6 separate regions of the Homo sapiens genome follow, and regions 1, 3, 4, 5 and 6 are each linked to region 2. The links are chromatin loops, found by intact Hi-C in ENCODE. Cell type or tissue: mammary epithelial cell. All regions are shown on one strand.

Evidence for each region. Hi-C counts contacts between places; a loop is a spot of excess contacts. Peaks named below come from ENCODE experiments on the same cell type or tissue, not always from the same donor. Only the 100,000 strongest peaks of a DNase experiment are listed, where the experiment ranks them.
Region 1: it touches region 2 in a loop (6-fold over the local background); 2 of 110 quality-filtered maps call a loop at or near these places.
Region 3: it touches region 2 in a loop (9-fold over the local background); 6 of 110 quality-filtered maps call a loop at or near these places.
Region 4: it touches region 2 in a loop (5-fold over the local background); 3 of 110 quality-filtered maps call a loop at or near these places.
Region 5: a loop joins it to region 2, with 8 times the contacts of the local background. A loop is called at or near these places in 24 of 110 quality-filtered maps.
Region 6: a loop joins it to region 2, with 8 times the contacts of the local background. A loop is called at or near these places in 2 of 110 quality-filtered maps.

What each region holds. Positions count from the first base shown.
Region 1 is chr1:14,909,092-14,914,091 of GRCh38, reverse strand. All of the region lies in intron 1 of KAZN (kazrin, periplakin interacting protein), which reads right to left. LOC107985469 (a long non-coding RNA gene) reads left to right here and starts at 2,392. Exons shown (of 3, transcript XR_001737616.2): 1 at 2,392-2,644. In mammary epithelial cell, a CTCF peak has its summit at 2,612; DNase peaks (open chromatin) are centred at 241 and 2,551; H3K4me3 peaks cover 151 bases; H3K27ac peaks cover 2,998 bases.
Region 2 is chr1:14,729,501-14,734,500 of GRCh38, reverse strand. All of the region lies in intron 1 of KAZN (kazrin, periplakin interacting protein), which reads right to left. Among named protein-coding and RNA genes, the nearest start is that of KAZN, 130 kb to the right of the region's middle. RefSeq lists enhancers at 591-1,314, 1,315-2,036, 2,037-2,758. In mammary epithelial cell, a CTCF peak has its summit at 2,408; DNase peaks (open chromatin) are centred at 1,280 and 2,390; H3K4me3 peaks cover 388 bases; H3K27ac peaks cover 2,642 bases.
Region 3 is chr1:14,604,477-14,609,476 of GRCh38, reverse strand. The region is part of intron 1 of KAZN (kazrin, periplakin interacting protein); the gene reads right to left. Among named protein-coding and RNA genes, the nearest start is that of KAZN, 8.3 kb to the right of the region's middle. In mammary epithelial cell, CTCF peaks have their summits at 988 and 2,646 (motif pointing left); no DNase peak of the experiment used is centred here.
Region 4 is chr1:14,660,391-14,665,390 of GRCh38, reverse strand. The region is part of intron 1 of KAZN (kazrin, periplakin interacting protein); the gene reads right to left. Among named protein-coding and RNA genes, the nearest start is that of KAZN, 64 kb to the right of the region's middle. RefSeq lists an enhancer at 4,449-4,508. In mammary epithelial cell, no CTCF peak of the experiment used is centred here; no DNase peak of the experiment used is centred here.
Region 5 is chr1:14,112,032-14,117,031 of GRCh38, reverse strand. It overlaps a transcript of KAZN not described here. Among named protein-coding and RNA genes, the nearest start is that of KAZN-AS1, 310 kb to the left of the region's middle. In mammary epithelial cell, a CTCF peak has its summit at 3,009 (motif pointing left); no DNase peak of the experiment used is centred here.
Region 6 is chr1:15,044,217-15,049,216 of GRCh38, reverse strand. All of the region lies in intron 4 of KAZN (kazrin, periplakin interacting protein), which reads right to left. Among named protein-coding and RNA genes, the nearest start is that of TMEM51-AS1, 110 kb to the left of the region's middle. RefSeq lists an enhancer at 2,377-2,606. In mammary epithelial cell, a CTCF peak has its summit at 2,486 (motif pointing right); a DNase peak (open chromatin) is centred at 2,556.

The sequences.
Region 1 (5,000 bases), 180 kb before region 2:
TTGCTGTGACAGCTGAGGGCCACTGCCCTGCCCAGAAGGGCTGCTAGGTCTTCATGCCCTCTGAGTGGGGAGGAAGGAGGCAGTGGAGCGTGGCAAGGTCGCGTTTTCAGTGGCTGTGGTGTCGGAATTATGTAACATCCCCTCCTCCATCCTGAAGGTCTTCTGCACCCAGAGTCCAAATGCAGAGGCCCTCCCTTGTCAGGAGGCCACCTGCCTGGGCTCCAGGAGGCCTGTCTGCACACGCCTGCGGCTGCTTTCCCCATAATTATGGGCTCTGCCCGCCTGTCTACCCGCCCACCAGAACTCAGGCACGTCAGCCCGAGCGACTCCTAGCTTCTCCAACTCAAGGCAGAGCACACAGGGCCCCCACCACCCCTGCACAGGCAGGTTAGGGGCTTTGGTGGCTACAAAGACGCCCAGCAAGGTTGGGAACGGGCCTTACCTTGCCCTCAGTGGCCCCAGCATGGGCCAAGCCCAGACAGTAAGGCAGAGAGTTCTGTACTCTGGACATCAGAAAGTCACCTTAGGCCCTGGTCTCTGGGTTCTCAGGGCAGAAATCTGTAATGGCCCCTAGTCCCAATGGGACTAATTAGAATTTGTTCTAAATTCTTCTTTTCCCAGGATTGTTATTTAAATATCTTTGGAACTGGTTTCGGGAGGCAGATTTGTTGAACAGATACGTAGGAAGGACTGGCATCTTCCCCCTGAAGTTTCTCATTAAAACAAACAAGCAAAAATGTGTTTGGATAAATGCGAAAGGCGCTGCCTTCTTTTTGTTTTTAAAGACTTGACCTTTGGGAGTGGAATGTTTCTCCCAGATCAGGGGCCCAGTGGAGGGGTACTCAGGGAGTCCTGGGGTAAAGTACAACCCCAAGAGCCGCTGGGTGAGCCTAATCCCAACTCCCCCTGAAACACAAGGCATGGGCAGGGGTTTAAACTTGCTCTGTGCCCACAGTGCCAGGCGCACCACAAGCACACACTCCTAAAGATTCTCAAGTCTAGCTCGGGGCCTCCCAGTTGCCCGTGCCAACCTTAACAAGCTCCTTCCATCACTCCAGCCCCTCCGCATCTTGCCAAGTGTCTCAGGTCTTAGGAAAGAACAATAGCTACCATTTACTGTGGGCCAGTCAGTATGACTGGCATTGGCTCGTTTCATCCCCCACCTGCCCTATGAGAGAAGGGCTTTGTTCTTATACCCATTTTAAAACGGAGTAAACCGAGGGTAAAAGAGAGAAGTAGGACTTGCATTCTGGTGGCCCTTGGAGCCGCATCTGGCCTGTGAATGTGGTTTCTTTTTTTAGTACTCCAGTAAAAAAATTTTTTTAAACCGGATGCCAACATTTTAACATTAGGATAACTTACACCAAAAGTTCAGATTTTTAGTTTCCACCTGGCCTTTTTGAAAAAATTAGGCTGGGCATGGTGGTTCACATCTATAATCCCAGCACTTTGGGAGGCCAAGGCAGGAGGATTGCTTGAGCCCCGGAGTTGGAGACCAGCCTGGGCAACATGGTGAAACCCTGTCTCTACAAAAAATATGAAAATTAGCTGGGCATGGTGGCGTGCACCTGTAATTTCAGCTACTCGGGAGGCTGAGGTGGGAGGGAGGTATTATCAAACCCCCATTCCATCCCACATGGTGACAGCGTATCCTCTCATCCCCCACTGTGGTAGGTCCCCTCCACTCCCTACTGTCTTACTTCTGGCTACCTTACCCAGGTATGTGACCTCCCTGGCTGCTCCAGGCACAATTAGTGAAAGGCAATGTCCTGGGTCTGTCCATCTTTCTGTCTGTTATCTCACCAGTCCCCACTACTGGGAGACCCCAATGTGGCAGATTAGAAGGAGCACTGGACGGGGAGTCAGGAGATGTGGATGCTTGTTCTGTTGGCTGGGTGGCCCTGGGAAGACCCTTTTCCTTTCCTTTTTTTTTTTTTTTTTTTTTTTGAGGTGGAGTCTCTCTCTGTTACCCAGGCTGGAGTGCAGTTGTGTGATCACTGCAACCTCTGCCTCCCAGGTTCAAGTGATTCTCCTGCCTCAGCCTCCCAAGTAGCTGGGATTACAGGTGCCCGTCACCACACCCAGCTATTTTTTGTATTTTTAGTAGAGATAACGTGCCATCATATTGGACAGGCTGGTCTCAAACTCCTGACCTCAGGTGATCTACCTGCCTCGGCCTCCCAAAGTGCTGGATTACAGGCGTGAGCCACCGTGCCTGGCCGAGGCTTTTCCCTTTCATGGCTTCAGTTTTCCCATGTATAAATTAGGGTCTTAGATAGAACAATCTTCCAGAGCCCATCTACTCCTATCATCTCCAGCAAGACTCCTCCCAGCTGCAGAGCCCACTGGGAAACTGTCCTAGGGATTCCAGACCAGTCAGGTACAGGCTTGCCCACTGAGCCATCCTGTGGCCCTGGGCACCTCCTAGCTAGGGAACCGTTCCAGAGCTGCACCATCAGTGCCAGCAGGGGCCAAGGGTGTGGGCTCTCCCAGTGACAGGGTGTGGGTTCCATACCTGAAGCAGCTTCCGGCGCCTAATGACCTCATTGCACAGAGGAGGAGTCCATCAGGGACCACCCAAACTTCCCACTCGGAAATGCAGGATGCCGGAGCTGGGAGGTGGAGCCAGCGTTTCCCTGCCCAGGTCAGTCTAAGGACAAGGATGCCCCCTGGGCACTGGGCAAGCTAGCTGGGGCCCTGGACTGCCAACAGGAAGTGCTCGCTCTTTCAAGTCCCAGGGACATAGAGAGCATGAATTCAATCTCACTTCTCTTTCATCATCCTACAAACATTCAACAGAGGGAGAAACTGAAGCCTAGAGAGGGAACGTGATTGCTTAGGCCCACAGCAAATCAGTACAGAGCTGGGCAAGGGTTCAGGCTTCCTGACCTCTGTCCTGGGGTGTTTCCTATATTCTCTCTCCCTCGGAATTTAGAACCTTTCATTTCTTGGCATTGGACCTCAGAAGGGACTTGAAGTGGCCAACATGGGCAGGGCCTGTCTGTCTGGTTCAGAGGCCTGGCATGGAGCTTGTTCACGGTGCCTCAGATTCAAACTGCTGCACTGTGCGGGCTCAGGAGTGGTGTGAGCTGCCCATGCCTCCGGGATGGAAGCTTGGTCTATAGGAAAGGTTGCAAAACTTGCAGCCAGTAGCCCACATTTGGCTCACAGACATATTTTGTTTTTCCCACAGTGTTTTTTTAAACAATTCACATTAGTTGCCGACATTTAAGAATCAGAAAATTTCACTTAAAAGATAGGATTTCTGACTTTTCTTGAAAGCCTTGGGATCCACCAAAAGGTGGACCACAATTTCTGCCTGGCCACGACTGGCAGGAGCTAGGTAAGCCCCCTCTTGCTCAGCATGCCGGCCATCTTCACTGTTTCTGGGATCTCTTGTATGTAGGTTTGGGGATTTTGAGCCCTCCTCTGCAGCGTCTCTGTGCTGGAGCCATAGTTCCTCCCTTCCTGGTTATCCTGGGCAAAACTCCAGATAGCAGTGGTTTGCAACCAGAGGGCAATTTTGCCCCCCACACCTAGGAAACATTTGGCATATCTGGAGACATTTTTTTGGTCACACTGGGGAGGTGGGGACTGCTCCTGGCATCTAGTGGGTGCACAGAATGACCTCCTACAGCAAAGAATTATCTGGTGTCAAGAGTCAGCAGTGTTGAGGGTGAGAAACCCTGGGCTGAATCAAGAGACACCAAGGGCCCCAGGCCAGGAACCGGATCCTGAGACGGAGGAGTTGGTAGGGCACCCACATGGGGGAAGGCCCAGCCCTGCACATCAAGTCCTTTTCTGTCATTGTGATGGATATGGAGCGCTCACTCGCACTCCTGGGAAAACAGATCTCATGACAGCCACTCATGGCTAAAGGTCAGGAATGAATGTTAGGAGGGAGAAGAGCAGCCAGTCAGGAGATCCACAGGCCACAGATATCCCAGAGCCTTCTGGAGAGCCAGGGGCTAATTGGTTGTAATTAGGGCAGGGCCAGGCATTCATTCATTCATTCATTCATTCATTCATTATTTATTTATTGAGACAAGGTCTTACTCTGTCGCCCAAGCAGGAAGTGCAACAGTGTCTCGGCTCACTATAACCTCCGCCTCCCAGGTGCAAGCGATTCTCTTGTCTCAGCCTCCCGAGTAGCTGGGACTACAAGCACACGCCACCGTGCCTGGCTAACTTTTGTACTTTTAGTAGAGATGGGGTTTCGCCATGTTGCCCACGCTGATCTCGAACTCCTGAACTCCTGAGCTCAGGTGATCCGCCTGCCTCAGCTTCCCAAAGTGATGGTTAAACAGGCATAAGCACCAAGCCTGGCCATCATGCATTTATGAAAGCACCAACTGCATACAAAGCACTGTGGTTGGAAGGATGGGAGAAAGTCAAGTTGTCCACAACATGGCCCTGGCCCGCCAGGTGCTCTGGAGGTGGCCAGTTGAAGAGCAGGGCACTCTGGGGTGCACTGCAGAGTCTCTGGGGCAAGAGTGTTATTTGGCCCTGGCTTTGAAAGATGCAATCTAGATCAGCAGAGATGGGCAGGTGGGCACTGTGGGCAGAGGAAACGGCCTAACTCTGGAGGCAGTAACAGACTCAGGCACACAGCCAAGATGAGATGTTACGAGTTAGGTGGGAGGAAATTGGTGGGAGGCAGAGGGGCCTGATGTCGGAGGCGGAGATTGCAGCACACTGTTAAGGGGTCTCCAAGACAAGCTAAGTGGAGAGAGAGGGCAGAGGCCATGGGGAATCCTTGCCAAGATAGTAGAGTATAGTTAACTGTGTGAGCCTGAAGAAGGCACTTAAATGCTCAGAGCCTCACTTTCCCCATCTGTTCAATGGGGATCAGTAAGAATAATAACTCTCATGTATAGCGCTTACCATGTGCCGCCAAACCCTATGGGATATATTTAATTATCACTGCAACTCTACGAAAGTATATACTATTACTGTTTTATGTCCTTTTTATGGAAGAGGAAACTTCGGGATATGGGTAG
Region 2 (5,000 bases):
TCTCTACTAAAAATAATAATTAAAAAAAAATTAGTCGAGCGTGGTGGTGCATGCCTGCAATCCCAGCTACTTAGGAAGCTGAGGCAGGAGAATCACTTGAACCCGGGAAGCGGAGGTTGCAGTCAACCGATGGTGCCATTGCACTCCTGGGCAACAAGAGCAAAACTCTGTCTCAAAAAAAAAAAAAAAAAAGAAAAGAAAAAAGAAAAACACAGACTCTCTGGCCCCACCCCAGACCTGCTGAGTCCTAATCTGCAGTCTATCCAGATCCCGGAGTGCTTCAGGCGCACTGTACAGTTTGAGAAACACTGAGTTAGGTGCTACTTTATCCTCATTCCACGGGTGAGGAGAAAGTAGCTGGGGCAGGCTCGAGGGCTTAGTAAGCACTGGAACTCAGATACTTCCAAGACCAAAGTTCCTTGGACTGTGATTCCCACTGCTCACCCGGCAGGAGGGAACCCCTGAGTTGAACCTGTTAGGCGTAGATATCCAGATGAAGGGCATCCTGGGCAGAGGGAAGGGCCGAAGCCAGGGCAGGAGCTGTGCGCAGCCCTATGGTGTGCCGGGAACCGACAGCAGTCTGGACTGGCTGGGGCGTGGGCTGCAGATTGGGCAAGGAGGGAGATCCCATCTGGAGAGGCTGATCGGGGGGCCAAACCCCAGAGAATAAAAGTGGAGTTTCCTCTTCAAAAATGTAGCTCCCAAACAGCTCGCAGGTGGTTCAGATGCGAGAAACCTGTGCCTTAGCAAGGTTAAGGCACTAAGGTTAAGGTTACTAAGCAGAGCTTTGATGACTCAGACACATCCAGGAAGCTGCTATGACCCCCGAGTCCCCACGCTGAACATCAAAGGGGCCCTGGGAGAACCGGGGGCCTCCAACACTTGAACTGCTCCTTGTATGGAAACTTCCAGAACTCCCCCACTCCCCGAAAGAGAGGTCATCCGGACACCTCCCAGGAAGCATCTCTGCCCGACTCTGAAGGCTCCAGGAGGTCCCACCCTACGGCACGAGGCTGCACTGCCACGGTCATTAATTCAACTATTGCTGAAGTGTTGCAGCGGCGGTGGCTGCTGGAAAATTTGCAAATCAATATTGCACGGCGGGTGGGGCAACGGGAAAGAACTTCTCTGTTCCCATTTCATCAACTTCAAACTCTGGGTTGTGTATTTGAAATAAATGCCATTTCCTCTTCACCAGCTAAGTTTCTCTGGGACTTGTCCTGACTTGCTTTCATGGTAACTCCAAGCACAGGCTGCCGGGAACATGCGAGAATTCTGCAATCACTCAGACTGCTTAATTACCAAGCCTGGGGCAGTGGGCGGAAAGTCCCTCTGTCAGAAAGTCTGGGGCTGAAATCAGAGCTGATCCGCTTTGCAGCCACAGATCCCCGAGAAACACTCAGCGCACTTGTCTTCTAAGAAAGTGGTTGCTCATGTCTGAACCACCCAGGGAGCTGTTTGGAGCTACATTTTTGAATTTCTTCCCAAATCTCATGCAGCAAACTCTTCTGCTTGCTCCGTGAACATAGGGGAAGGAGGGAAGATGTGCTTCCATTTCCCTGTTCATTCAGAAAATACCTATCGGTTAAAGGAGTTTGAAACGAACACTGAGTCACTGAGTGTGCCACAGGGCAGGTGTCCTGATATTTTCTCAGTTTATGGCACTCTTAGAGTCTCAGTAATTTTTCTCATGGCACCGTAGGGCCAAAAGAAATCCCTAACCACTTCGTTTACTAAATAGGTAGGGCCAAACAACTTACTAAGTATTTATGTTCTAACATTGTAATAGCCAGTTGAAAAAATAATACATATATGTTGAAAGAAAAAAAATAAGTTTCATTTTGTTCTTTTCCTTTTGTTTTGAGACAGAGTCTTGCTCTGTCACCCAGGCTGGAGTGTAGTGGTGCAATCTTGGCTCGCTGCAACCTCTGCCTGCTGGGCTCAAGGCATCCTCTGACCTCAGCCTCCCTAGAAGCTGGAACTACAGGCATGTGTCACCATACCCAGCTAATTTATATATTTTTTATAGAGAGGGGGTTTCACCATATTGGCCCGGCTGGTCTTGAACTCCTGAGCTCAAGCAATACACCTGCCTCGGCCTCCCAAAGTGCTGGGATTACAGGCATGAGCCATTGCACCCGGCCTTCATTTTGTTCTTAAATAATCACAAGTACTTACAAATGGAACTTGTGTGCCTACTGGGGACTGCACCAATCCTCCAACCTTGAACTAGGACTGGACTCCAACACCTTTATTTCCCATTCTGCACTGGTCTTGGTGGTACTTGCTTTTTAATCATAGCAACGGCCAATACCCAGTTTCACAAACAAATGCTGTCATCAAAGGGAATGTAGCGGAATGGAATGTTGAAACTGTGACTACCTTGAGCCAGTAGTTCACCCAGGGTCCGACAGGTGTCGCTGTGTTTTCCTTGAAACTTCAGACTATCCCACAGCACTGCACTATCCCACAGCTGACTTCCCACAGCTGACCTCACTGCAGCACCCCAGGGCGGCTTAGCCGCACCATTTGGGAACTGTGGCCAGCAAGTCTGTCGCTTCTTGAGCACAGACCCTGTGCTTTGTGTAACTGACGTATGTGATCTCACGGAACGCTCCCAACCCCCCTCATTTGGTTAGTACTACTGTTGTCATCCTCCTTCTACAGACCAGGACATGAATACTCAGCAACATTAAGGCACTTGTTTAAGGTGCCGAACAGACCTGAGACTCACTCAGGCACTGTGCAGCAGAGGGCATCTTCTCCATCCTCCCAGCACAGTCCAAGGACCTAGGTTCCAGCCCAGGCTCTGCTACCCACTAGCTGTGTGTCCTCTTTCGAGCTTCTCAGCTTCTCTGGTCTCTGAGCCACATCTACCATATGTGGCCTGCAAAGATTATGGTAGCTTCAGGCAGCTGTTTTGCATAGTGACAAGAGATAATAGATGGAGAAGGCTCAGTGCCGACCCAGAAGCAAAACCTTCTGTGGGAAGGGAAAGGGAGGATGGGAGAAAAAGAGAGGAGGGGAACCAAAAAAGTTCCAAGGGTGGGCCCTGGAGCAAGGCTTCTAGAACCGGGGATAAGTCACAGGGCCTTGGGGCTGGGCACCCTTAGCCCACTGCCCAGCCAAGCTGGCTTGGGCATCTTGACTGTTGGCCTGGGGCTGACAATGACGATGATGATGTTTTTTCCTTAAATAACTGAGTTCAAAACAGATGGGAAAATGGGTGCTGCACGATTAAGGCTTTTAGTCATAATTGCTAAAAATAATAATAAAAACCCAGCAGCCTCTTTAATTACTCGGCAGTGCTTCTTTTCTTTTCATTAGACACTTCCATTTGCTCATGATGGTATTGTAAAATGTTTATCAATGCTAATGATGCAGTTCTCCAGAGCCCCATTTTGTTTTAAGGGCTGTAAGTGAAATTGTTAAGAAATAAATTTCCTATGTAACAATACATCACAAAGGAAAGCAAACAGAACAATAGCCAGGGCCTTCTCCCCGGCTAATAGGGATGTCACTTGCTGGGGCCTTGGAATCCATGAGGCCTGAGCATCTGGGTTCTTTGCTGTGCCCAAGAGTGGGCATCTGGGAGTCCCTGGCACAAGAGGGAGGGCCACCATCTTGGAGAATGAGGAGAATGAAGATGAGATTAGAGCCACCTGGGTCTTGGTCCCAGCTCTGCCACTTACTGGCAAATCAGGAAGGAATGTTCCTGAGGGTCTGAGAAAGCATCATTCTCTCTGGGCCTTAATTCTCAGGGACAGATTGGGGCACTTGCATGGGAAAATGTAGGCACCTCACCTTGCTTGCTCCAAGGATAAAGTATTGCAGAACCTGATAATGAGAGGTAGCGTGACAGGGTGCTCAAGAATGGGTACCCTGGCTTCAGACTCCCTGTGCTTGCATCCTAGTTCTGCCCTTTTCTGGCTGGGTGACAGAAGGCAGATTACATGAGACTCTGCCTGTGTTTCCCTATCAGTAAAATGGCAATCACAGGAGTACATGTACTAGGGTTACTATGAGGACTTAAGGAATTAAAACATGTCAAGGACATGTGGTAAGAAGGCAGCCCATCAATGAATAAGCGTGAACTATCATGATAAAAAAGATACTTTAGGCCGGGCACGGTGGCTCACGCCTGTAATCCCAGCACTTTGGGAAGCCGAGGCGGGCGGATTACAAGGTCAGGAGTTCGAGACCAGCCTGACCAACATGGTGAAACCCTGTCTCCACTAAACATACAAAAATTAGCTGGGCATGGTGGCACGTGCCTGTGATCCCAGCTACTCAGGAGGCTGAGGCGGGAGAATCGCTTGAACCCGGGAGGCAGAGGTTTCAGTAAGCCGAGATCGCGCCACTGCACTCCAGCCTGGGCAACAGAGCTAGACTCTGTCACATTTAAAAAAAAGGATACTTTATGAGAGGGACCAGCAAACTCTTTCTGTAAAGGGCTGGATGATAAAAATTTGGGGCTTTGCAGGCCACATGCAGCCTCTGTCATCGCAGCACAAAAGCAGTGATAGACAATACAGGAACGAATGGGCGTGCCTGTGTTCCAATAAAGCTTTATAGTCACCCACATTTGAATTTCCTATAATTATCATGTTATGAAATAGGTAGATATGCCTCTTTTGATTTTTTCCAACCATTAAAAAATGTAAACAAACAAACAAAAAAACCATCATAGGCCACACGGAAACAGGCTGGGTAGTTTGTGCCCCCTGCTGCAGGGCCTTAGTGTTGTTATTCGGTTAGTGAGGTCTCTGGCCTGAAACAAGCTCCTTTTTCTCTCATTCTCCATTTCGAGCCAGTGACTGCTACAAAGGAAAATACCTGAGGACAGAGAACCCTCAGCTTGGCCTGATTCTAAAAGTGAACGCTTCCCCAGTGGAATCTCGAGACACTGTTTGTGACCAACCTGAAGGTCTACATTCACACACCTTCCCATTCTGGAATTCCCTGCTCTTCCCTTGCATTCCCTGACAGCGAAGGGCATT
Region 3 (5,000 bases), 130 kb after region 2:
CCGAGTTTAAACAAGGTTGCTTTTTGTTTTGTTTTAGTAGTTGCTGATGAGAATGACCCAGCCTGTGGAAGCTGACCATGAGATCATGATCCTTCTCTACAGGACTTCCATTAAAACTTAAACATGCCTTTCTCCTCCAGCAGGGCTGCCTGGTACCATGTCAAATTGCAAACAGGGCACTCTGAGCATGTTTGCCCGAGAACAGGCTGACCATCCACACAAAATGGCACCCAAGCCTTGCCTTTCTGTTAACTCCCAAATCTCAAGATGCACTGAATAGTCCTGTTTTTTCTTGCTTTACATAGTAAACTTTATAGGAATAGGAAAAGCAATCCAGTTGATGAGCACATTAATTAAGATAATCAATACACATATAATTCCAGGTCATGTTTCCCCAAGTGTCATTTGTCACGCTCTATGGTCCCACAACTGCACTCTCCAGGCCCAGTATCAAATTTCTAACTCTCCTACCTTGCCACCATCAAGAAACGGTGAGCGTATTCTTGCCAATTTCAAATGGCAGGAGTGGGGATTAAAAAAAAGAGATGACATTAATCCCACTGTGTTCCAGGTTGCACTTGCCAAATTAAAGCAAATACGCCATGTTCAATGGTTTAAATACACCATGTTTAAGTCAATCAAGGAAAATGAACGAATTCATTTGTTGCCGCTGACCAGAAGTCTGAGACCTGGCTGCGAAGATGATACAACGGGTGAGCTTACTTTAAAAGATGCAGGTATGCCTGTCCTGAAATTCACATCTTTTTTTTTAACTCTCTTTGAAAAGAGGACAGAAAAGCTATTATTCAAGATCTAAACCCAGTATCATCCACATCTTCCTTCTCCTTAAGACGCGCTCTTTCTCTGGGGGAGAAGGTCCCAGGTAGTAGCTGTTCTCTGCAGTGTCCAATTCCAATCTATCCAAACAGTTGTACTTTTTAATAATCTATCACAGCCAGTTTTAACCCCTAGTGGTGAAATTAGTGTATTTTCCAGCCTGTTTTTATTACGTATTACCATTGTCATGCACATCTGTGAAGGCTCCTGTATTTGTCACTTCATTGTCTATTTTTCCATTACACCCATCTAGACCTTTATTAGAAAATTATGTTTTCATGTCAGTTATACCTATGAGGCTGTGAGTCCAAGATAACTCAGTCCCCATCTTATTAAATCTGTGGTCTCTGGGCCTATGTGCCCAATCTCTCACAATAGATGGAGACAGAGAGAAGCGAGGAAGAAGAAAGGAAGAAAAAAAGAGGAAGGGAAGGCGTTAAGCAAAATAGCAAAACCGTCCTACTGGCATGTCTTTGGGCTACCTGATAGTGACATCTGGATATTCTCGTCTTAACGAAGCGAGCAGATTTCAGGGTCAGTCAAACGTGTGAACCTGTGTTCTAATCCCCTGTTTTTCTGTTCACTAGTGGACTACTTTCCAGAGCTTGGAAAAGCAACTTAACCCTTCTAAGCTTCAATGTCTTCATCTGTGGAATGGAGAGGATAACAATATCTAACTCTCTGTAATATGAAGGTAAATTGAGGAAATGTTTGTTGAGCTCATCACAGTATCTGGGAAAGCCTCAACGAACACTGGCTATTGCTCTTATTGCCCCCTTGGATGATCTCAAAAGTCACTCTGCCTCCCCAGTTCTGATCCTGGAACATCCCTTTTGCTAAAAATGAGCCATAACCCCACTAAGAAGCTCTGGGGTCCACTGTTCCCTTTCCCATAAAGGTAGGAAAGTCAAGTCCCCTCTGCGATTCTCTTTGGTCACAGCCCAGCAGTGAGGCAGAGAGAAGAGATTCTCACGTTTGAACATGGCTCAGCACTAAGCAGTCCTCTTACCTCTGGCCAGACAGGAGTCCCTGCTGGCTACGGATTCTTCAGAAGTGACAGAGCATATTTTGTCCAGCAGAACTCTGAGGATTGACGATGAATGAGTTAGTGTCTGACATGCAAATCCTAATTATAATTGCCACAATGCCAACATTAGAACAATAACAGTTTCTTGGGCAGTAATGGGAAAAAGGATGCCAAGCTCCAGAGCATCCTGGTGGAGACGCCAGGCAGTCTCTGGAATCACACTGGCTTGTGTTTGTATCCTGGCTCTGCCACTTGCTAGCTCGGTGACCCTGGGCAAGTCATGTGACCTTTGTGTGCCTCAACTTTCTCATCTGTAAAATGACAAACACTGTACTTACCTCATAAGGTGGTTTAAAGGATTCGTTGAGGTATTATAGGTAAAGAATTTGAAACAGTGCTTGTTATATGGTATGTAAGCACTCAATTAAAATCATCTATCATTAAATCAATGATCCTCATGATACCATGTATAAAGTAGACCAAAGTCCACACACCCCATCATTTAGTATTCACCCATCCATCCATCTATTCATTCAGCAAGTATTTACTGAGCTCTTACATTATGTACAAAGCACTGCTCTAGGTGGTGAGGATACAGTAAAATATAGATAAAACTCCCTGACCTCACAGAGCTGTCATTCCAAGACTAACAATTGAAGTCTCCCCTAACACCACTGCATAAAAAGCAGTTCGCAACCAGGGATAATTTTGACCTGAAGGGGACATTTGGCAACTTCTGGAGACATTTTTAGTTGTCACAACTGGAGTGTGAAGGGTTCTACTGTCATCTAGTGGGTAGAGGCCAGGAATGCTGCTAAATATCCTACAACACACAGGACAGCCCCCTGAGAACACAGAATTATCTGCTCCACATGTCAATAGTACTGGGGCTAAGAAACCCTAGCATGAAGGTATCTGTTTGAGGTTAATAAGTCCTCTGTTGGGCATGGTCTTGGGGTGCTAGAGGCTACTGAGGCCACAGAGAGAGAACTCAGGCAAAAGAAAAGACATGGGATGGATGGAGAATAAGGCTGCCACAAGACTCTGGCTTTGCCTGGACTCATCCTTCCCAAGAGAGATGAAACACACGAAGTCCAAGAAATTGGAGGCTCCAAGTCCAGGATCAAAATAGTCCTTTTTATTAGTGATAAGTGGCCCCTGGGCTGCCAGTCTTGCAAACAGAATCCAGTCCCTTCTTTGTCAGTTGATGGCTGAGAGGCTGGTTGATTGCCTAACTCTCAAGCATAAGACTTTACCGTAAGGACCCAGGAACTACCACCAGTCTAGGGAAACAGGAGTTTAATCAGGAGTAGAGACAAGGCTACAGCTCCCTGAACCTCCCTAATGCAACAAGCCAAAGGATGCTTCTGACTTAGGAGGCAGGGCAGAGAAGCATACACAGGTTTAAACAGCAGAGAGACCTAGTGGGTTTGCATTCCTGGCTCAGTCATGTGGCAGTTGAGTGATCCTGGATGTCAAAGTGGAATGAATAAGAACACAGACTCTAGAGCCAGAGCTTGGTCACTTCCTGACCATATGCCCTTTGGCAAGTAAATGTGTCATCTCTGTGCCTTAGTTTTCTCCTATGGAAAATGGGTACGAGCATGGTACCTGCCCAATAAGTCATTATGAAGACTGAATGCATTCCTGAAATGCATTAATCCAGAAAATCACTTAGAACAGTATCTGGCTCAGAGTACACACTATGCTGAAGTCTGCTACTATCATCCCCATTGTAGTCATCACTATCTCACTGCAAACAAGTGATTTAGTTTCTCTGAGACTCAGTTTCCTCTTTTGAAAAACGGGCATTACATAGTTGACCTGGAAGAACATAGGTTTGAATTGTGCAGGTCCACTTATATGTGAATTTTCTTCCACCTCTGGCACCCCTGAGACAGCGAGACCAACCCTTCCTCTTCCTCCTCCTCCTCAACATGAAGATGATGGGGATGAAGGCCTTTATGATGATCCACTTCCACTTAATGAATAGCAAATATATTTTCTCTTCCTTATGATTTTCTTAATATTTTGTTTTCTCTAGCTTACTTGATTTCTCTACTTAATTATAAAATACATAATACATGGGGCATAAAAGTATGTATAAGTCAACTGCTTATGTTATCTGTTAACTGTTTATATTATGCTATGTTTACGTTATCATAAGGCTTCCGGTCAATAGTAGGCTAGTAGGAGTTAAGTGTTGGGGGAGTCAAAAGTTATAGACAGATTTTTTACTGTGCTGGGTGGGGGCCAGCTATAGTTGTCACCTCGCTGGCCTCAGGATTCAATAATGCATGTTAAGCGCTTGCCAGGGAAGTTGATATATTGTAAGTGCATATTATTATTTATTAAAAAGTTTGACCAAAGCAATGAAACCAGTTCTCATTTACTGCTACATTAAACTATTCACCTTGACCAAAGAGAAAGAAACTACAGGCTTCAAGATGGTCCCAGAATCCCCAGCGTCTTGTGGCATGCCCAAAAGGTAAGTTCTGAGAATAATAATAGTGAGGTATGCAAAGATGAGTGGAGAATATCAGCTTCTTTAAAAGGGGCGCTCTGTTCTTAATGACTCATTACTTCACACAATCTGTAGAGCAGAGGTAATATTGGGAATGGAAGGCCTTTACATCCCCACAAAGGTAACATAGCGCTTGCTGTGGTGGAAGAGGACAGAGGAGAAGGGAGCTGGGCAGGACACCTCCTCTCCCCAACTTCTCTCCCCTCTCCAGCCTGACTGGAGAAGTGGGCAGAGGCCCTGGGGCTCTTTGCTTGCAGGACTGCCTGTTCCAAGCTCCATCTGAGCTCCTGTGCTGAGGTCTCAATTCATCAGAAAGTAAAGGGGCAGGGACCTTTCAGAAGCCTGACCCAAGGGTCTGACATGACCCAGCCAACAAAGCCCGCAGAATAAATTTAGCCCCAATGATCTTGTACCACACAGCAGCCACCTGCTCAAACAGTTGTTCTTGCCAAACTCATTAAAACTATGTTCAGCTTCTTTCATGTTTCCAGCAGCCTAGGACTCCAAGGGGGTAGCAGGAGTGCCCACAGAGCACAACCTCGCCTCCACCACTTGGATCAAGGTTGCATCAAACAAGCAAGAATGTTCTGGTGTCGTGCAACCACACGGGGA
Region 4 (5,000 bases), 69 kb after region 2:
GTCATTCCTTTGATGCCAAACTAGTCCATGGGATGAAAAGGTTGCACAGCAAACAGTGATGACACATTTTCAGTGCAACAGCAGTAATAAAAAAAAAAAGAGGCAGCCACTGGACATATTTAAAGATTGCTAGAAGAGGACAGAGAGGTCTGCTCAGTGCCCATGGATCTCCTGTTTGTTTGAATACCCCATTGTCCGCAGGATCTGGCTGGATGCTGGTGGTGTGACACAAGATGAGGTTGGTCACAGGTATCTAAGTGGAAAGGACCATCTTTGTTGGGGCAGCGGAATAAAGAGGGGTACATGGACAACCCCAAATGTAAAAATATCGAACCAGTCCCATGCCTGGGCAGAAGGATCATTTGTGCTGTTGGTTCTCAAACACTGGGTTGGTTGCATTAGAACCAGCAGAGGAGCCAAATAAAAATATGGATCCAGCCGGGTGCGGTGGCTCATGCCTGTAATCCCAGCACTTTGGGAGGCTGAGGCAGGCAGATCACGAGGTCAGGAGATCAAGGCCATCCTGGCTAACATGGTGAAACCTCATCTCTACTAAAAATACAAAACAAATTAGCCAGGCGTGGTGGTGGGTACCTGTAGTCCCAGCTACTCGGGAGGCTGAGGCAGGAGAATACCGTGAACCTGGGAGGCGGAGCTTGCAGTGAGCCGAGATCACACCAATGCACTCCAGCCTGGGTGACAGAGCGAGACTCTGTCTCAGAAAAAAAAAAAAAAAAGAGAAAAAGAAAAGGATCCCTGGGCCCCACTGCCAGTGGAAATCTGGAGTAGGGTTGGAATATTGTACTTGTCACAGTGACCAATTTTTAACGAGCTTACTAGAAGATTCTGATGCATAATCAGGTAGGAATCACTAAATTGTTTTTTTCACTAAAGCAAAAGATTGGTCAAACCAATATCAACATGGTTGCCCCTGGCAACCGCCATTCTACTTCCTTTTGAGGCAGAGTCTCACTCTGTCACCCAGGATGGAGTGCAGTGGCACAATCTTGGCTCACTGCAACCTCTGCCCCCCAGGTTTAAGCAATTCTCATGCCTCAGCCTCCCGAGTAGCTGGGACTACAGGTGTCCACCACCATGCCCAGCTAATTTTTGTAGTTTTAGTAGAGACAGGGTTTTGCCATGTTGGGCAGGCTGATCTTGAACTCCTGACCTCAGGTGATCTGCCCACCTCGGCCTCCCAAGGTGCTTGGATGACAGGCGTGAGCCACTACGCCCGGCCAGTCAGCTCTACTTTCTGTTTTTATAAATCTGACTACTCTAACTACCTCATATAGGTGGAATCATATAATATTTGTCTTTTTGGGATGCTTATTTCACTTAGCATACTATCCCTAAGGTCGACCCATCTGGTAGCATGTGTCAACATTTTCTTCCTTTTCAAGGCTGAATAATATTCCACTGTGTGGACAGAACACATTTTGCTGATCCACTCGTTTGTTGACGGACACTTGGGTTGTTTCCAGCTTTTTTTGGCTTTTGAAAATAACACTAGTATGAAGTTGGTGTACAAATATCTTTTCAAGACCCTGCTTTCCATTCTTTTGGGTACATAACTAGAAGCAGAATTGCTGGATCATAAGGTAATTTTATTTTCAAAATGTTTGAGGAATCATCATCCTGTCATTGGTAACAACTGCATCATTTTCCTTTCCCACCAACGGTGCACAAAGATTCCAGTGTTTCCTCATCAGCACTTGTGATTTCTCTGTTTGTTTTTTTGTTGTTTGTTTTTTGTTTTGTTTTGTTTTTTACAGCAGCCATCCTAATTGGTATAACTCATTGGCTTTTAATATGAGGATATGAAATACGTTGGTGTCCTTTTAACTTGACAGGGAATGTCAAACTCTGCTCCAAAATATGTACTAGAAAGACACCTCTGAACACTGACTCTGCAGAGGATGGGTTAAAGAGAGAAGGGATAGCTGGCAATCGAGAAAGGAAAAAAGTGCTTCTGTATTAGGTAGGTCTGGGCTTGGCTCCTGACTCTCCCTCTCTTGCCTGTGTGGCCCCGGCGAACCAAGTTCCCTTCCTGTCTTCAGTTTCATCATGTGCAAATAGGAGTAAGAATGCCTCCCATGTACTACTTAAAAGATATACACACATTGCTGGGTGTGCCTGTAATCCCGGCACTTTGGGAGGCAAAGGCAGGAGGATTGCTTGAGTCCTGGAGTTTGAGATCAGCCTGGACAACATGGTGAGATTCTGTCTGTATGGAAAAAAAGAATTTTAAAACTGGCCAGGCATGGTGATGCACGCCTGCTGTTCCAGCTGCTCAGGAGGCTGAGGTAGGAAGATCGCTTGAGCCCAGGAGGTCAAGGCTACAGTGAGCTATGATTGTGCTACTGAACTCCACCCTGGGCAACACAGTGAGATCCCCCCTCTCTAAAATATATATATATATATATGTGTGCATATATATATATATTTACATATATAATATATACATATATATGTGTATATATATATTTACATATATAATATATACATATATATATAAGTATTGGCAATAATGGATGAAAAGCACTCAGGTTAGTACTTGGCACATGGCAGGTGATCAGTAAATAGTGTCTTTCTTAGAAAAATGAGAAGTTTAGGAGAGAGAGGTGTTTCTTGTGAATTGCCTCCCTCCCTTCCCCAACACACACTCATACATATACACATGCACACATACACACACACAGGCAAACACTCATATACACACACACACACTCACACACACCCCATTAAAAGAAAGATATCAAGAAAGACCAGTATTGGTCAGAGGTAAAGATAATCACATCATATAAAACAGAAATGTACTTAGCTTTTAAGAACCAAAATACTCATGGTTTGGAGGGAGGAGCTGCTAGGAATGGTGCCTGGGACCTGATGTGTTAGCTGAACTTCGTCCTCCCACAGCCTAACATCGGCCTCCTGTTTAGTCCCGAAGACAAGGGATGGAGCCGACCCAAACATGCTCAGACTGGAAGTGAGAAGCTTCATGGGGTGTCTCTGCCCACTCTTGGGGCTTAGTATCAAGTAAACCACCCTGGCCTATGGTGTCAGCAACCCACTTCCCCGACACTGCGGATGGTCCCAGCAGCCTCCTTTGGACCTGTGCCCACACTGACACCTAGTAACAGGGCAATCGCTCAAAGGAAACAGCTGCTGTCCAGTCCTGCCGGCCGCTGGCTAAAGCCTGCCCCTGGGGGAGAGGAAATAATGAAGCTGATGGAGTTGACCACTCCCCTGGGAGCCTCCTCTTGCCTCCTTCCTGACCCAGGGCACACAGACACCTCAGATGAGGTAGGTGTGACTACAGACCCACTTTATGGATGAAGAGACTGAGGCTCATGGTATAAGGAACATTTCTCAGAATCTAAAAAGTGTTTCTCAAGATCACACGGCTAACAGATGATGATGCTATGATTCTACCCCAGGCCTATCCGACTTCAGCAACCATGCTTTTATTTTTGAAACAGAGTCTCGTTCTGTTGCCCAGGCTGGAGTGCAGTGGCGTGATCTCGGCTCACTGTAACCTCCGCCTCCCAGATTCAAGTGATCCTCACGCCTCAGCCACCCAAGCAGCTAGGATTACAGGTATGTGCCACCATGCTCAGCTAATTTTTACATTTTCAGTAGAGACGGGGGTTTTGCCATGTTGGCCAGGCTGGTCTCAAACCCCTGACCTCAGGTGATCCCCTCCCTCCCCTCCCTCCCGCCCCCCCGTCCCCCAATCCCAAAGTGCTGGGATTACAGGTGTGAGCTAGAGCCTGGCCAGAAACTATGCTCTTAACCAGGATCAGCAAACTACGGCCCACCACCTGTTCTTGTAAATAAAGTTTTATTGGAACATAGCCAAATCCATTCATTTACATATTGTCTACAGCTGCTTTCCTGTTACAACAGCAGAGTTGAATAGTGCAACAGAGACCATATGTTGCTCAAAGCCTAAAATAGTTACTATCTGGCCCATTGTGGAGAAAGTTTGCCAAGCTCTGCTCTTAACCCAGAATAATGTTCAACTGGCCACAGGTCCATGGGGCCTCAAGAGACCATCCATGAGAAAATAAAGATGGCTCAACCAGGCAGAAAGGGCTACAGACCGCTCAGATGGAATTATCAGAGAGTAGGTCTGTCCTCATAGCCTTTATTCACTGCCTCTGACCTCTAGCAAGTAACATCACCCTTTCCTGTTGGCCCAAGAATTGCTCAGCTTCTCCAGCCTCAGTTCTCCTATCTACAAATGGGGAGAAGAGCACCATCTCCCTCACAGAATTTTTGTGACATTTCAATGAGATCTAGTAAGTAAAAGGCCTAATACAGGGCTCGGCACAGAGTCAAAGCTCAACGAACACTTACTTCCTTCTTTCCTCTGGCCTCTTAATCAGTGACGTTATTCTGCGACTTCAGATGTCTCCGGTGAAAGTACAGTGCTGTGGAGGATGCGGCTGTCACAGCCTGCTGGTGAACGGGCCCATTAGATAGAGGTGCAGAGTGGGCATTGCTTTCCAGATGGATAAAAAAGCAAAGGCTAAAATGTAACATAAATGAGGAGGATCTTATTTGCACAGCCACTTTCTGTTCGTCATTGGCCACGATTTCAGCAGCAATCACAGCCGCCTGGTTATTTCGCTGTGGAGTGGGAGTGGAGATTGCTAGTACATAAAAGTTTTCCAAGAGATCTGAGTCGTTTGCAGTTAGGTACCAAACCACACAATCCTGTAGATAGATCATAGCAGTGAAAGGCAAGGCTCAGCCATCGGCAGACCTGGGTTTGAATCCCAGCTCTGGTGCTGATCAGCCGTGTGGCTTCAGTGAAGCCAAAAAAAAAAAAAAAAAAAAAAAAGAGAGAGAGAGAGAAACTTGGAGAGATAAAGAATATTTTCAAGCAATATTTTAAGAACTCCGATGGGTGCAAAAGATCTGTGATGAAGGAAATTTCAAAATTGTCCATCAAGACAGCATCAGCATTGATGATTTCTGCACTGGTCTGAACA
Region 5 (5,000 bases), 620 kb after region 2:
GTTAGTTACTTCCTACAGACAATCCAAGCATTGGGTAAATACAGCCATTACAAATGGGAGAAAATGGCCAGAACAAAGGGGCTACAGGCTCCATGCAAGTCCAAAATCCAGCAGGGCAGTCAAATCTGATAATTCCAAAATGATCTCCTTTGACTCCATGTCTCATATTCAGGTTACACTGATGAAAGAGGTAGGTTCTTATGGTCTTGGGCAGCTCCACCCCTGTTGCTTTGCAGGGTACAGCCTCCCTCCTGGCTGCTTTCACAGGCTGGCATTGAGTGTCTGCAGCTTTTCCAGGCACACGGTGGGAGCTGTCAGTGGATCTACCATTCTGGGGTCTGGAGGACAGTGGCCCTCTTCTCACAACTCCACTAAGCAGCATCCCAGTAGGGACTCCATGTGGGGGGCTCTGACCCCACATTTCCCTTCTGCACTGCCCTAGCAGAGGCTCTCTATGAAAACCCTGCCCCTGCAGCAAACTTCTGCCTGGACATCCAGGTGTTTCCATACATCCTCTGAAATCTAGGCAGAGGTTCCCAAACCTCAACTCTTGACTTCTGTGCACTGGCAGGCTCAACATCACATGGAAGTTGCCATGGCTTGAGGCTTGCACCCTCTGAAGCCAAGACCCAAGCTCTATGTTGGCCCCTGTCAGCCACGGCTGGAGCAGCTGGGATGGAGAATGCCAGATCCCTAGGCTGCACACAGCATGGGGACCCTGGGCCTGTTCCACAAAACCACTTTTTTCTCCTAGGCCTCTGGGCCTGTGATGGGAGAGACTGCCTTGAAGACCTCTGACATGCCCTGGAGACAATTTCCCCATTGTCTCAGGGATTAACAATTGGTTCCTTGTTACTTACGCAAATTTCTTAAGTCAGCTTGGATTTCTCCTCAGGAAATGGGATTTCCTTTTCTATTGCATTGTCAGGATGCAAATTTTTGAACTTTTATGCTCCGCTTCCTTTATAAAACTGAATGCCTTTAACAGCACTCAAGTCACATCTTGAATACTTTGCTACTTAGAAATTTATTCTTCCGGATACCCTAAATCATTTCTCTCAAGTTCAAAGTTACACAAATCTCTAGGGCAAGGGCAAAATGCTGCCAGACTCTTTGGTAAAACGTAACAAGACTCACCTTTGCTCTAGTTCCCAAGAAGGTCCTTATTTCCGTCTGAGACCACCTCAGCCTGGACTTTATTGTCCGTATCGCTATCAGCATTTTGGGCAAAGCTATTCAACAAGTCTCTAGGAAGTTCCAAATTTTCCACATTTTCCTGTCTTCTTCTGAGCCCTCCAAATTGTTCCAACCCCTGCCTGTTACTCAATTCCAAAGTCGCTTCCGCATTTTCGGGTATTTTTTCAGTGGCATCCCACTCCATTGGTACCAATTTACTATATTAATTCATTTTCATGCTGCTGATAAAGACATGCTTAGGACTGGGAAGTAAAAGGTTTTAATGGACTTACAGTTCCACATGGCTGAGGAGGCCTCACAATCATGGTGGAAGGTAAAAGGCACATCTCACATAGCAGCAAAGAGAAGAAGCTTGTGCAGGGAAAGTTCCCTTTTTGGAACCATTAGATCTCATAAGACTTATTCACTATCATGAGAACAGCACAGGAAAGACCTGCCCCCATGATTCAATTACCTCCCACTGGGTCCCTCCCACAACATGTGGGAATTCAAGATGAGATTTGGGTGGGGGCACAGCCAAACCATATCAGGAGGTAATTAGGGTTAGATGAGGTCATAAGGGTAAGTTCTTCATGATGTGATTTGTGGCTGCATAAGAAGTGAGAGACATTGTTGTATCTCTCTGCCATGTGAGGACACAGTGAGAAAGTGGCTGTCTGCAAGTCAGGAAGAGAGCCCTCACCAGGAAGTGAATCTGCAGGTACCTTGCTCTTGGACTTGCAGCCTCCAGCACTGTGGAAGATCAATGTCTGCTCTTTAACCCACTCAGTCTGTGGGACTTTGTTATGGCAGCCTGGGCTGACTAAGGCAGACATCAACAGAGCCAGCACAGGAGCAGTGGCTAAGAAGGTGGGGTTTGTACACAATAGACCTGGGTCAGAGACTGAGCACCTCCAAACACTAAGCAAGTGAACCAATTTACCCTCTCTGGGAAAATGTACCCTCTATGGTTGTAGTTGTGTCATTTATAAATGGGAACGGTAACAGCACCTGCCTTATGGAATCATTGTGGGGATGGAGTTAGAGGGCTCAGCATTTCTAGTATGCAGCAAGCTTGCAATGAATATTAGATTAGAAAATATACTGACACTGTGTCTAGAATGACAGTGTGTCATCACTTTTAGAGATCAAGGTATTGAAAGTTTCCATCTAATCAGTTTTCCAACCTGATATGTGAAAAGATAAATCTATCAAACCATTATCATTGTTAATGGTGAATGGGGGAATGCAGAAGGAAGGGAGGAAGAAGGAAGGGCTTTTCAAATACAGAGTGAAATGTGGGGCAGTCGGCCTGGATATGGAGGATATGGGGGGCATCGACGGTGGGGTGGGCAAAGAGAGGACACAATCTGGATGCCTGGAATAGGGGGCTCGAGAGAGTTCCAGGCTGGAGAGTAGAGTGTGGTTTCAAACACCTAAACCACTTCCTTCCTGATTCTGCAAATCGCCAGAGTCATATCCTGCCTCCCCAGGGATCCCCAGGGTTAAAAGAGAGCCATGGGGAGCATCAAAGTCCTGCCTCAAAAGTGCACTGATCCCCCCAATGCCGGCCCCCCACGCAGCAGCTGAAACATGACATATTCGGTCACCCACATGCACTTGTCTGTGTAGCCTGAAAATAATGGGGCCGTCTGCTGCTGTGGCCCTGAAGAACCAGGCACTGAATCGGTCCAGGGATGCTTCCCATGCAGCTCTGCCACCGCCATGGCTGGCCTGGGGCTCAGCGTTTCTAAAAGGCTGACTGCACCTCTTAAAAGCTGCACTGCAAGGCCTTGGAGGACTCATTGAGCTGTGAGAGAAGAGTGCCCTCCCCTGGACGTTTGCTGCCAGTTTGTGGCCTCCACCAAAACCACCACTGAGCTTTTCCCTTCCTACCCAAACAAGGGGGCAGACTCCAGGCAAACACCCCTTAATTTCAGACGGCCACACACAGGTCACTGGCCAGTAGATGCCCCACTGGCGTCTTTGCTCTACTGTTGTTCAAGAGTTTCCACCATGCAAAGCCCTTGGCATAAATAATGTCATTGAGTCTTCATGTAAATCCTCATAGAACAGGACAAGAAACTGAGTTCAGGAAGGCTCAATGGTTTTCCAAGGTCATGGAGCTTGGACAGAGCTCAGACACCCCAGCACCGTGGTCAGGAAGGAGCTAATACTCTGCAGTCAGAACACTTGGGTGCTTGTCCAGATCTTTCATTTCTTAGCTGTGCAATTTGGGGAAAGTGACTCAACCTCTTTAAGTGTCAGTTTCCTTTTCTGTAAAACAGGATAATCAACTCAAACATGGAAGTTTTTGGAAAAATACCAAGTACGTGGGAAGGACGTAATAAATGACGTCTCCGGTCACCTTCCTTCTCTTTCAGATCTCAGGGCCTGGGCTAATTGTACGCCTGCATTTTTCGGGGAAAGTGCTTTACTTGTCACGACCTATGTAAAGACAGAATTTGGAAAACTCAGCTGAGAATGTGGTGTGACGCTGGCTCTTCCCACCCAGTCATCCTTTCGCCACACATCACAAGGTTGGCAGGGTATTTGCCACTGAACATCTCTGTTCTCTGCCAGCCCCAACTCCCTAAGAGACAGGGATTGTATGGCTTTTATGCCAGAGAAAGAATCAAGAAATGAGTGACTTTACTGCTGTCACCTGACTTGCCCAGCCTTGAAATTGCATGGGGATCCCCAGTGCTGAGGAAGGGGTGGGCAGGAAGGAAGGAGCACCTCCTAGAGACAAATCTACACTGTAGAAATAAACAAGACTTTGGAGGGTGCACATTGAAAAAGTGAAGAAACTCCTCATCTCTAATGAGCAGGGGAATGATGTGTCACTTTAGACACTTGGGCAAAGTCTTTGCCCATCAAAGCCAGGGATGCAGTTAGTGACAGGCAAGACTGCCTTTCTTCCGCACAGCACTTTGAACTCTGCTGGGCTGAACAGTTATCTAGAGCTTTCTATGTGCTAGGCACAGGGCTGGAGGCTGGGATGCAGTAAAGAGTGTGGCAGCTTGGAAAAGGTCAAGAGACAAAACCAAGGCAAAGGGCATGGCAGGAACAAGAAGCACAGCCAGCCTAGTCATCAGTGCCAAGACTGCACTCTCTCATGCCTCCAATGTCTCTGACTTCTTCTACTACCAGCCAAGACAACTCCCTGCTTTGAAAGGACTCATGTGATTATACCAGGCCCATTCCATCCATCTCCCTTTTTCCATGTAAGGGAACATAATCATGGGAGTGACATCTTATCAGAGTCACAGTTTCCCCCTACACCGACACTGAATGGAGAAGTGATCATACAAGGGTGAGGGTCCCTGGGAGTGAGAGGAGAGTGTCTGCCATGCTCCCAACAAAGTTCTTTCTCCTAAAAGCCAGGACATCACTTCTTGGAATCAAGACTGTTGACAACCCACAGTGGCCAAAGAGGAGTGGGAGGGATGCAGGCAGCTCCTCACCCAAGTAACGGTGGTGGGTTTGTCCTCACTACCATATGGTCACACAGCATCCAGACTGAGCTAGCAGTGTTCTCAGTGCTGCAGATACACGAATGAACACACCAGATCAGGAGCTCACCTTCTAGCAGAGAGAGTCAGGAAGACAGCAAATAAGTGGGACTTTTTTAGAGAAGAAGAGGACAAAGGAGAAACCTCACTGGCTTGCCTGATGTGGACAGCCAGTAGGTAAGGTCAGACCCAGCCTTGGGTCAGAAGTCAGCAGTCAGATATGGCAAAGCTGCGGCAGACCCTCTAAGCCTGGAGGGTGGCAGTCTCAGGAATCCAGGCCAGAAGTTAGAATCTAGGCAAAGGGGCTGA
Region 6 (5,000 bases), 310 kb before region 2:
TCCCAGCCCCACATGTGACTAGGGAGGCTGGTGGGAAAGGCCTGTGGACTGAGGGAAGGCTGGTAAGGGAGCTGCCTCCTTCAGGCCATGGCTGGACTCCCGTCAAAAGCCTCCCGGCAAAGCCGTCACCCCATGGAGTACAGGATCGCCTGATCTCCAGCTCCGAAACCGTAAGAATACAGACCTCACTGGAGTGACTGCGCATGAAGACGGGGTGCTTCTTGGGGAGATGCAACTGTTCTGGAATTAGACAGCAGTGGTGGCTGCACAATGTTGTCAGCATGCTAAAAACCACTGAACGGCATGACCAACGACCCAGGACCAACGACCCAGGACCAACGACCCAGGACCAACGACCAAGGACCAACGACCCAGGACCAACGACCCAGCACCAACAACCCAGGACCAACGACTCAGGACCAATGACCAAGGATCAACGACCCAGGATCGACGACCCAGGATCGACGACCCAGGATCGACGACCCATGACCAACGACCCAGGACCAACGACCAAGGATCAACGACCCAGGACCAACGACCCAGGACCAGCGACCCAGGACCGACGACCCAGGACCGACGACCCAGGACCGACGACCCAGGACCAGCGACCCAGGACCGACGACCCAGGACCAACGACCAAGGATCAACGACCCAGGACCAACAACCAAGGATCAACGCTGGCTCTGGCCATGGAGGGGAGGCTCCTGCGGGGGCAACGGTAGGCTCATGTGGGCTCGGGCCTTGACATTCTAAGTTGATAAACAATATTTTACACATACACACACACACACACATACACACACATGCGGTCCCTTGGGGCCAGTGTGGTTACAGAGAAGTTGCTGTGTGGGTGGTAATGCCTGGTTCAATCAGGATTTAACAGGAAATGCCCCCAGCAAGGGTGGATGGCTGGGCAGGCCTCAGGGTGCCCACCTTCATTGCTAAATGCCAATAGAGGGCTTTGCTTCTTGGGAAACGTCTGCAGAAGCAAATGTCTTTTTGGCTTTTCCCCAAGTGAAGCAGCGAAGAGGGTGTGTGGGGCGGCCCAGAGTTGGCTCCTCAGGACATGGGGGGAGGGACGATGCCTGGATCCTGAGGGGCTGCTCACCCCTCACTTGGCACCAGCCTGGGCTCTTTCCCCAATACCTGCTTTCCCAGTGGCCTCAGTGTCACTGGCAGGTGTGAGCTTTGCCACCTCTGTGGCAGCACCTCAGGGTCACTTAAGAAACCGCCCAGCACCAGCAGCTACAGCCAGGACCCCTGGGTAAGGGGCAAGTAAGTGGCCCAAGATGGGCCACAGGGCACACTGCATGGACCTCACAGAGGTAAGATTTCATCAGAAGACAAAAGGGACATGTTCGTCCCCCAGCTGCAGGGGCTGCTGAGTGCACCATCCCCCCGGGCCTGGCTCCCCACCTCCGCAGCTGGGGGGCTTCTTTTTTTTTTGAGATGGGGTTTCGCTCTGTTGCCCAGGCTGGAGTGCAGTGGTGCGATTTTGGCTCAGTGCAACCTCTGCCTTCTGGGTTCAAGCGATTGTCCTGCCTCAGCCTCCCGAGGAGCTGGGATTACAGCTGCGTGCCACCACATCTAGCTGATTTTTGTATTTTCAGTTGAATCAGGGTTTCGCCATGTTGGCCAGGGTGGTCTCAAACTCCTGACCTCAAGTCATCTGCCCGCTTTGGCCTCCCAAAGCCAAAAGATTACAGGCACGAGACACCACGCCCGGCCTGCAGCTGCCGTGGCTTCTGCCATTGCTAAGCTGCGCCCTCCACCTCCCCACTGCACGTGTGGACCCTGACTTCCTTCCAACCCACCCTCTATGCTTCCACTGGCAGAGCAGAGCTGCTTTCTGTTGCTTGCAACCCAGGACTTAAGGCACCCCCCGAGGAAGGGTCAGCTGTGCAGTGGGGGAGCTGGGCCTGCAGGCAACACAGCCTGGCGGTGAAACTTTAGGCATGGCGGGCAATGGAGGGAACCTGCAGTCAGGTGGACACCCCAACAAGACTGGGGTCATCACAGCTCCTCGTGAAGCCCCTTCTCTCTGCCTCCAAGCCCTGGGTAGACACTGCATGTGCTGTTAACATGAACATAAACCAATCAACCTGAGTTGCCAACATTCACACGGGCAGATGCATCTGATGCCTGCCAGAAGGAGGCCAGAAGCTGAGTTTTCTTGGCCAGAGCGGAAACAGGCTGAGTGTCCAGACGCAGTGGGAGTGGAAGCCAGGGTGAGCTGGTTTCTAGGCCAGAAAGACCCAGGGAGTCCTCGGATGCCTAAGGCCAGGACTCCAAGGAAGGAAGACATATCTGTCTGTCCACAAGGCATGAGAAAGACCTGGGAGAACAGGGGCCTTTTCCTGGCCTGCAAGTTCAAAGGTTTCTTTCTGGGCTGCACGCAGCAGCAGGGCCTCCAGTATTATCAACCCCACTGGTGGGAACCCCCTGGACCCCAGAAGTCCCTGCAGCCGCAGCTTTTTCCTGCCCAGCAGTTCTCACCACTAGGGGTCAGCATTGGACAAGGAGACCTAGGCTAGGCCCACGGATCCTGCCCCGGCCTGTCCTGGGGCCTGGCCCTTAGTAAACCATCCTGCCGTGGTTTTACCACGTCCAGGAATCCAGGCCCGGTGCCAAATGCTTCTCCTGCTTTATTTCTTGGAAATCCTCACAAGAGCCCCACAAAGCACAGTCCACTCTTGAACAACGTGGGTTTGGACGGCATGGGTGCGTGGGTCTGATTATCGGCGGATTTTCTTCTACCTCCGTCACCCCGAGACAGCAAAGCCAATCCTTCCTCTCCCTCCTCCTCCTCAGCCACTCAGCGTGAAGACAACGAGGATGAAGACCTTGATGATGATCCTCTTCTTCCACTTAATTAATAGCAAATATATTTTCTCTTCCTTATGATTCTCTTTTTTTTTTGAGACGGAGTCTTGCTCTGTTGCCCAGGCTGGAGTGCAGCGGCTTGACCTTGGCTCACTGCAACCTCCGCCTCCCGGGTTCAAACGATTCTCCTGTCTCAGCCTCCCGAGTAACTGGGATTACAGGCATCCACCGCCATGTCTGGCTAATTTTTGTATTTTTAGTAGAGACAAGGTTACACCGTGTTAGCCAGGCTGGTCTCGAACTCCTGACCTCAGGTGATCCACCCTCCTCGGTCTCCCAAAGTGCTGCGATTACAGGCATGAGCCACCACGTCCGGCCTGATTCTCTTAATAACATTTTCTTTGCTCTAGCTTACTTTATTCAAAGAATACTGATATGGTTGGCTCTGGGTCCCCAGCCAAATCTCATCTCGAATTGTAATCCCCACGTGTCAAGGGAAGGACCAGGTGGAGGTAAGTGGATAATGGCGCTGGTTTCCCCTATGCTGTTCTCGTGATAGTGATAGAATGCTAACGAGATCTGATGGTTCATAAGCGTGTGGTAGTTCCTCTGCATTCATTCTCCCTCCTGCCATCCTGTAAAGAAGGTGCCTTGTTTCTCCTTTGCCTTCCGCCATGATTATGAGTTTCTGAGGCATCCCCAGCCATTCGGAACTGTGAGTCAATTAAACCTCTTTCCTTTATAAATTACCCAGTCTCAGCTATTTCTTTATAGCAGTGTAGGAATGAACTAATACAAAGACAGTACACGACACAGTGAACACACAAAAGATGTGCTCGCTGACTGTTCTTAGTAAGGCTTCTGGTTAACAGTGGGCTACTAGAAGTTATCTTCTAGGGGAGTCAAAAGTTATACATGGATTTAGCTGCGCAGGGGATCGGCACCCCTAAGCCCTGCGTTGTTTAAGGGTCAACTACATATGCCATTATCTCTGTTTTGAGTTGATGGATATGGAGTCCAGAGAGGTGAAGGCTCCTGCCCAAAGTCACACAGCTGGGAAGCACCTGGGGCTGGATTCGAACCCAGATCACATGGCTGTAACCACACCGTTAGCTGGCATCAGCACTCTGCAGGACGACAAATCCTCTAAGACTTACGTCCTCCCCCTTCCCCTACTCTAGCCACAAGCTCCCTGGATCTGCCCAGCCACCCTGTGGGGAAGGTAGGGTGGGATTAAGACTCCACTCCCAGCCCAGTAACAAGTAAAAGGCACTGAAGCCCAGAACAGTTGAGTGGGCAGCCCAAGGTCACACAGGAGCAGGCAGAACAGACCTCCAGGGCTCTCTCTCCCGACCCGGACCCTCTGTCCCCACACACAAAGGGTACGCATCTCCTGGGAAAACAAAGTGTCTGGAAGTATTTTGAGGGTTTGGTTTGGGTTAGGAAAAAATTATTTGTTTCCTTAATGACCCAAGTAAGACATTTTTGCTGCAAAGACATTTGAAAAGAGGCCAATAAACAAACAAAGAAATAAATAAAAGTTGCTACCACTCTGAGAGAATGAACATTAATATTTCCATGTATTTCCTCCCAAATATTTTCCTAAGCAAATATGTATATTTTAAACAAAAAAAATTTTTTTTCCTTTCCTTTTTTTTTTTTTGTTTGAGACAGGGTCTCACTGTCGCCCAGGCTGGGGTGCAGTGGCTCACTGCAGCCTTACCTCCAGGGCTCAGGCAATCCTTTTGCCTCAGCCACCGGTCTAGTTGGGACTACAGGCATGTACCAGGCCTGGCTAATTTTTTGGTAGAGATAGGGTTTTGCCATGTTGCCCAGGCTGGTCTCAAGCTGCTGGGCTCAAATACGATCCACCTGCCCTGGTCTCCTAAACTGCTGGGATTACAGGCATGAGCCACTGCACTAGGCCTTTTTTTCCTAATAGTAGGCTGGGGTGTGTGGAGGAGTGAGTGGTTTCCCAGCGTCTCCACACTCCCTGGGCCCAAGGCAGGTGGATAAAAGGCTGGCCCAGTCTCTGGGGGCATGGTCTTGGAGGGAAACTTATGATGCATTGCAGAAAGCCCCCTCCCGCGGCGGGCCCTGCCCCCTGCTTGTGTTCTGCTCTGCCCCACCCACCCCACCCTAGGTCTCCGATGTGAGTCGGTGCCAGACGTCCCGGC